3 separate regions of the Homo sapiens genome follow, and all the other regions are linked to region 1. Evidence: read pairs that join two places in POLR2A ChIA-PET (ENCODE). Cell type or tissue: CD4-positive, alpha-beta T cell. All regions are shown on one strand. Region 1 overlaps LOC124902212 (a long non-coding RNA gene). Region 2 overlaps FGD3 (FYVE, RhoGEF and PH domain containing 3). Region 3 overlaps FAM120A (family with sequence similarity 120 member A).

Region 1 (2,500 bases):
ATTCTGGCTAATACGGTGAAACCCCGTTCTCTACTAAAAAATACAAAAAATTAGCTGGGTGTGGTGGCGGGCACCTGTAGTCCCAGCTACTCAGGAGGCTGAGGCAGGAGAATGGTGTGAACCCGGAAGGCGGAGCTTACAGTGAGCCAAGATCACACCACTGCACTCCAGACTGGGCGACAGAGTGAGACTCCGTCTCAAAAAAAAAAAAAAAAAAAGAAACAGGCCAGGCACGGTGGCTCAGGCCTGTAATCCCAGCACTATGGGAGGCCAAGGTGGCTGGATCACTTGAGGTCAGGAGGTCGAGACCAACCTGGCCAACATGATGGAAACCTGTCTTTACTAAAAATACAAAAAAAAAAAAAATAGCTGGGTGGGGCAGCAGGCACCTGTAATCCCAACTACCTGGGAGGCTGAGAAAGGAGAATCACTTGAACCCGGGGGCAGAGGTTGCAGTGAGCTGAGATTGCACCATTGCACTCCAGCCTGAGTGAAACTCCATCTCAAAAAAAAAAAAATTACGGGGGTACCATGCTGGCCTTAGATTGCCTATATCCAGGCTTTTTTCATGTGAGAGAAAAACACATCCTAATTAGTGAAGCCTTTGAATCTTCAATCTCTGTACTGGCAACGAGACTGCTTTTTACCTCTCCAAAACCTTACTATCATTGGTTTTTAGTATATTACAATGATAGAAATTATTTATAGGTATCAAAAGGGGCTTAATTCTTTTGCAATCTGGATATTTTGAGAGTCATTATAGGCAGAAGAAATAACACAAGCAAAGTTGTACAAGCTGGGAAAGACAGGCATTTTCAGGGACACATCAGTTACTTCCTGGAGTGTCTGCCTGTCTGCTCTCGCCTTACTAAGAGAAAGAAGGTGAAGTCATATTGTGGAGACCCTTGCTGCCAGGTGAGACATGAATTCCATTCCCATCATGGAGAACCATGGAGGCAGGGTGTCACAGTGGAGACAATCTATGTTTCCATCTCCCTCCCTCTCTCTCTCTCATTTCTTCCATCCCTCCTTCTGTCTGTCTCCATCTGTCTCCCTTCTTCCTTCTCCCTGCAAGTCTTCCCCTTTCCCCTCCCTGCCTCTCTCCCTCCAGTTGCAGCAGGAGCGTTCTCAGGGAATGCCCTGTCTGGGACAGAACAACTCACAGGGGAACATGGACGGGTCGCACAGCTTGGAGAAGGAGTTGGAAAGCCGACACCCTCCACAGCAGGCGAGCCCAGCCCTGCTGGCACTCTGTGAAAGGCTATTTCTGTGTTTCCTGTGTTCAGACCAAGACATGCCATCCCTGCCTGATAAATGCCCCTTTGTGCTGGAAGGGTTCTCATAAACCCATGAGATGCTCTCAGCCAGACCCAACTGCACGTGGCCCTGAGCTCTGCCCGGCAACAGTACTGCTGGGGCCGGGACCCCTGCCAGCCTAGACGCCATCAGAGCCAGAGACAGGAAATGTGGCATTCTGGGGAGCCGCCCCGGAGGCTATGTGGCTTCTACACAGCACAGGCAACATCCACAGGTGGGACAGGCAGCCATGCCACAGTGAGGCCCCAGGTCACATGCAGAGGCCTGGCTCATGGCCAGACCTGCCTTAAATGTGGAGCTGGGAACTGAGGGGTCTGGCGACTCTGCTCCTTGGGATCCACTTCCTGAGCAGCAGTGGCCACAGGACGAGTCCCTGTGGTTGTTTGGCCCCACCCACCCCATGTCCGGCCATGAGGACACACCTCACATCCTACCTGATCTGTGTGTGTGTGTGTGTCTGTGTGTGTGTGTGTGTGTGTGTAGACAGAGTCTCGCTCTGTCGCCCAGGCTGGAGTGCAGTGGTGCGATCTCAGCTCACTGCAACCTCTGCCTCCTGGGTTCAAGCTATTCTCCTGCCTCAGCCTCCTGAATACCTGGGATTATAGGCGCCTGCCACCACGCCCAGCTAATTTTTGTATTTTTAGTAGAGACGGGGTTTCACCATGTTGGTCAGCTGGTCTTGAACTCCTGACCTTAGGTGATCCACTCTCCTTGACCTCCCAAAGTGCTGGGATTATAGGCGTGAGCCACCGCGCCCAGCCCCTACCTGCTCTTGACAGGAACCAGGGGGTCCCAGGGGCGGTCCCCTGCACAGTGCCACTTCCCTGGCAGCACCCCCACCCTCAGAACTCCACGTCCACCTTCCTTGGACTGGCATATTTCAACTTCCAAATTTTTCCTATAGGCTTCAGTTAAAAGGAAGGAATAGAACCAGAGGTTCGCCACCAAAGCAAGACTCCAGGGAAATTTGGAAGGAGAAGCAGCTGTGGAAACCAGCGTTTTCAGACCGTGAGGCACAGGTGGCCTTCAGATGAGGCCGACAGTGGCCGGGGCAAAGAGCAGAGGACAGAGAGCGAAGGGCATGCCCCCCTGCTTGCCGTCTGCAGTCGCATTCTCTGCAAATAAGGTCGTCTGGGACCCCTGCTTTTCAAGGTTATTGTCCCAGATGATGTATCTTTTTTTT
Region 2 (2,500 bases), 120 kb after region 1:
GTGGGCAGTGGGCAGCACAGCCATGGCCTGCAGCCCTGGGGACGGGGGCATCCCTGTCTGCAACTGGAGCCGTGTGGCCATGCGCCTGCTCTATACTGGGCACCGCGGGCCACACCCTCCAGGCACGCCACATGGATGAATATAGGTGTGCACCCACATGCCTGAGTGTGCAGACAAGCATGGCAACATTTTAGGGGGAGGCTGGACGCAGTGGCTCATGCCTGTAATCCCAGCACTTTGGGAGGCTGAGGTGGGCAGATCACTTGAGGTCAGGAGTTTGAGACCAGCCTGGCCAACATGGTGAAACTCCACCTCTACTAAAAAATATACAAAAAATAGCCGGGCATGGTAGTGGTAGTGGGTGCCTGTAATCCCAGCTACTCGGGAGGCTGAGGCAGGAGAATTGCTTCAACCCAGGAGGCGGAGGTTGGTTGCAGTGATGCAGTGAACTGAGATCCCGCCATTGCACCCCAGCCTGGGCTATAGAGCGAGATTCTGTCTCAAAAAAAAAAAAAAAAAAAAAAAAAAAAAAAAAAAAAAAAAACTGTGAGGACATGTGAGGAAGCCATGAAGAGCTGAGGCCAGGGTCAGGGGCTGTACCCTCCTCTGTCTCCTGTGCCTGAACTGCCTACAGAGGAGGGTGGTGTGGAGGCTGGAGCAGGTGTAGCCTGGGGCTGCCCAGTCCAGCCTTGGTTTCCCTGTCTGATTATGAACAGTGCCAGGTGGAGAGACCCCAGTCTCCTGCCTCCTGTCAGCCCTGCAACCCTGGATGACTCACCTCTCCTTTCTGAGCCTCAGTTTCCTCACCTGTAAAATGGGATGGGTGACTGGTCCCTGGGTCGTAAGCCTCATCACAGTACATAAAACCCCGACTGCGTTTGGCAAGTTGCTAATTACCGTTTCCTGTTACAATAGCCTGCAACCCCTGGAAAGGCCCCATCATTTGATGAAATAACTTCCTGGGCTTTTGAAGCTTGGTCCACACCCAGCATTTCCTCTCTGGGGAGGAGGTGCCTCCCTTGAGACACTTTGTTATGGGTGCCGAAACCACTGTTAAGAAGACTTTAGGAAAAGGCAAAGATATGTATCGAGTTCCCCAGGATGTCAGAGCTGGAACTGCCACTAGAAATGTTTATCTCAACCTCTCCAGTCAGGGAAACTGAAGCCTGCAGGTGTTTTTCTTTCTTTTTTTTTTTTTTTCCTGTTTAAAAGAAAACTACCTAAAATAAGCTTACCATTACTGTAGCTGAGCAGAATAAAAAGAGGTCTGGGATATGCTTTAAAATATTACAGAAAATTGGGGTGTGTGTGTGTGTGTGTGCGTGTGTGTGTGTGTGTGTGTCGGGGCTAGGGGCTGAGGGGCCATAAGAACAGCACCAGGCTGAGGTTTCTGGAGCTGGGGAGGGATACTCATTGCGGTTATCCCCACTTGTATGGGTCCAAAACTGCCTTAGGAAAATGCTAAACAACATACGCTTAAAAAAAGTTTAACATAAACTCTTCAGGTTTAAGGAGAAGGAGGCCCAGGCGCAGTGGCTCGCACATGTAATTCCAGCACTTTGGGAGGCTGAGGCGGGAGGGTTGCTTGAGGCCAGAAGTTCGAGACCAATCTGGGCGACATAGTGAGACCCCGTCTCAACAAAAATCCAAAAAATTAGCTGATGTGGTGGCACGTGCCTGTAGTCCCAGATATTTGGGGGGCTTAGGTAGGAGGATCGCTTGAGCCTGGGAGGTCAAGGCTACAGTGAGTTGTGATCACACCATTGCACTCCAGCCTGGAGAGCACAGCAAGATCCCAACTCAAAAAAAAAAAAAAAAAAAAAAGAAAGAAAGAAAAAGATGAACTGAACTGGTTGGGGGTGAAGAAGCAAGAAAGGGGTGGCTCAGATTGGGCATAAGCATTGGAGGCTGTGATGGGCTGAACTATGTCCCCCCAAATTCGTATGTTGAAAATATAATTCCCAGTAACTCTGAATGTGACTATATTTGGAGACAGGGCCTTTAAAGAGACATTAAGTTAAAATGAGGTCTCAGGTTGGGCCCTGATTCAATCTTACTGGTGTCTTTATAAGAAGAGATGAGGACACAGAGACACAGAGGGAAGACCATGTGTGGAAACAAGGAGGAAACTGACATCTCCAAGCCAAGGTGAGGCCTCAGGATAAACCAACCCTACCCACACCTTGATCTCAGACTTCAGCCTCAGGTAGTATTTTGTTCTGGCAGCCCCAACAAACTGACACCAGTGCCTCTGTGCAAATTCTGGCCGGGCACTTCCAGCTGTGTGGCCTGGTTTGTGGTCCCCGTTCATTGGCCCACCTGCAGGTCCCCCCAGCACCTGTCCTGCTTGGCACAGGAGCCCAAGGGCAGGGCTGGCTTGAGGGTGACAGGGACTCTCACTCGCTGTGCTGCAGCCCCCGGCACCTCTGTTGAATGGGCCTTGCTCCAAAGACACAGGTGAGGCGGCCTGGGCTCCCTCTGCAGTTTCTCTCACACCCAA
Region 3 (2,500 bases), 340 kb before region 1:
ATCTAAAAGTTTTCTTGATACAGCCTGATAGATTGCCCCCGGTATACGGGTGCCTCAGGGAAAGATAATGCTGGTAAAAGATTACCAAAATAAGTGAATCAGAGTGGTAAGGTGATAAATACACAAAGACATTTAAATCAAAAGGAAGAAATGCCAGGGCTAGGAATTAGAGGGAGCTCCTAAGATGATGTAGAAGAAAGCAAGAAGAGTACTTTAGGGGAAGCTCCAAGAGAGGATCATACAGAGAAGATGGCGTTCCATGAATGAGGGTGCAGCCTGGCCCAGGACCCAGCCTGGCCCTAGGATAACCAGCTGATGGGGTCAGAAAGGGCTGGGGGAGGACAAGTACTTCTAGGGGAGGCTCACCATGCAGAAAAGGGGTCTTTCAAAAAGACTGGGAACTGCAGTGTAAACAGAGTAAAACCGACTAAACCTAACTAGAAAGTAGAACTGCTGGTAGTGAAGTCTCAGGAAAGGATCAGTCCATATAAAATCTGCAAGCTGGGGTGTCCCAGACAAGGAGGCAAAAGGAGCTCGAAGGGCTCAGTGGTTGGGAATACTTGGCCATCACAAACAACTGGCATGGATGGAAACTCAAAATATATGAAATTGAATATGAAGTTAAGGAACACAAAAACCACTAAAATGAATACAATGACCTGAAACTAAACAGGTCCAACTTAAATGTTATTATACCCAAATACGAGGTCAATAGGATGTAGAACACCCAAGTGACAAAAAGCCTTCTGTAAAGTGTTTAAAAACCCAAGATTCAAGAAAACCAGAGGCAACAAGAAACATGTTTTTTTAAAAAAATAAAGCCAGCAAACATCTATAAAACATTTTTAAAAATTAAAACAACAAAATGCCCACCCAAAATAAAAAATTCCCGTAACCAGTTAGGACACAAAATCATACAATTTTTAAAACCCCAAAAGTCACATTTTGAAAAACTGCTCACTTAGCACATGTCTACAGCCAGGGGGCCCTGCCCAGGGTGGACTGCCACAGCCGCAGGCCGCCTCTGATGAGTACAGGCCACACCAGCTATGCAGGGCACCCACAGGCTCACTAAACCTTATGTCCAGGCAGACCGAATGGCCAGCCACTCCCAGGGCACAGGAGGAGGCAGGCATGGGGGCACCACCTGAAGGGAAACAGAGGCTGGGCTTGGGACTGGAGCCCATGCTCTGCAGGCTCAGCTCTCTGGGTACCAGGCTGCCTGACGCCTTCCATTTCTCTCATGCAACACTGCCAGCCACACTAAAACCATGAAAGGAGCACAGCGGCCCAGAGCAACACAAACAGTGGGAGCCTCTTCGAAAGACCAATATGCATCCAGCCCACTTTTCATTACTGTAAATACAATCACAAATCTTCCTAATTATAACACTGAGTCCAAAAACACATTGAAAGGATATTCAATGTATTTTCCTTATTAAAGATATGACCCTTTTAAGAAATATTGCCATTGGAAAAAGTTTAAATGAGCGAGGAAATGAGATGCACTCCTGGAATGCCTTCCCCATTGTTTGGGAGGCATTCCAGGAGTGTATCTCAACTCTTCCAGGTACATAAAAGATTCTCTTATGTTTCCAATCAAACAGAGTAACTTACTTAGAGCAAAGTAAGATAAACGCAGCCTCAGGCTTGGGTGTCTGTGCAGCCCTGGGGTTTTACCCATCCTGGCCCAGCCTGCTCTGTATCATCTGCTGCCAGGCTCCCTGTTCTGCAGGACCTGGGCCTGGGTAGAGACAGAGGTCGCACTCCAGCCCAGCCTCCAGGCATCTCCGGGACTGCAGCAAGGAATCCCAACAGCAGGTCTCCCGAGGAATAGGGAGTAACACATAACTCTTGTTTTCTTTCTCTCATTATAGAATTGACCACATCTTAGAAGCTATCTGACCCCTAACCCCATCCTACAATTTTACATGTTACATGAAATGGCCCAAGTGTTCTGAACATAAATGAAGTAGTCTTTGCATCTAAACCTAAGAAATTCAATGCCCACCTTACTAGCAGCTCTTAAGGTTACCATTGAGGTATGAAGAAGTCACCTTACATCCTATTTCCTACTGTCTTCTACCAATTTTAGGTTCTGAGTATGTCTAACATTGCATTCATAATCTAGTAATAAGCACGATCTACTACTAACTAATAAGGCAGGACAAAACAGAATTTGGCTCCCATCCTAGCTTTCCTCTCTGCAGATATTACCCAATGATTTAACAGTTGTTCTCCCTTGTGCTTCTGAGCCCGCAGAGCCCCAAAGCAGACGTGCTATTCTTTCAACACAACCAGGGCTGTGGACAGTCAGGGAGGACTTCACAATTTCTAACTGATGTAGCTGGTTCGATGACAGTCAGAGAGTTAAAAATTTACAGTGAATGAATGAATGCATGTAGTGAAATTGGTAAAGACACATGTTTAAAAGATGAGTCTAAGGATGCTACTTATAAAGAAAACAAAAATTCATAGTGCTGCCAACATACTGAAGATT

What was found. Peaks named below come from ENCODE experiments on the same cell type or tissue, not always from the same donor. Only the 100,000 strongest peaks of a DNase experiment are listed, where the experiment ranks them.
Region 2: POLR2A ChIA-PET joins it to region 1 with 7 read pairs; 9 of 35 experiments call an interaction of 5 or more read pairs at or near these places.
Region 3: POLR2A ChIA-PET joins it to region 1 with 6 read pairs; 3 of 35 experiments call an interaction of 5 or more read pairs at or near these places.

What each region holds. Positions count from the first base shown.
Region 1 is chr9:93,143,158-93,145,657 of GRCh38, reverse strand. The region is part of intron 1 of LOC124902212 (a long non-coding RNA gene); the gene reads right to left. Among named protein-coding and RNA genes, the nearest start is that of NINJ1, 10 kb to the right of the region's middle. RefSeq lists enhancers at 1,234-1,373, 961-1,833, 1,834-2,500. In CD4-positive, alpha-beta T cell, no CTCF peak of the experiment used is centred here; a DNase peak (open chromatin) is centred at 1,487; H3K27ac peaks cover 1,819 bases.
Region 2 is chr9:93,027,040-93,029,539 of GRCh38, reverse strand. The region is part of intron 14 of FGD3 (FYVE, RhoGEF and PH domain containing 3); the gene reads right to left. Among named protein-coding and RNA genes, the nearest start is that of SUSD3, 30 kb to the left of the region's middle. RefSeq lists enhancers at 1-13, 14-515. In CD4-positive, alpha-beta T cell, no CTCF peak of the experiment used is centred here; a DNase peak (open chromatin) is centred at 969; H3K4me3 peaks cover 1,565 bases; H3K27ac peaks cover 2,500 bases.
Region 3 is chr9:93,479,676-93,482,175 of GRCh38, reverse strand. All of the region lies in intron 3 of FAM120A (family with sequence similarity 120 member A), which reads right to left. Among named protein-coding and RNA genes, the nearest start is that of FAM120AOS, 27 kb to the right of the region's middle. In CD4-positive, alpha-beta T cell, no CTCF peak of the experiment used is centred here; no DNase peak of the experiment used is centred here.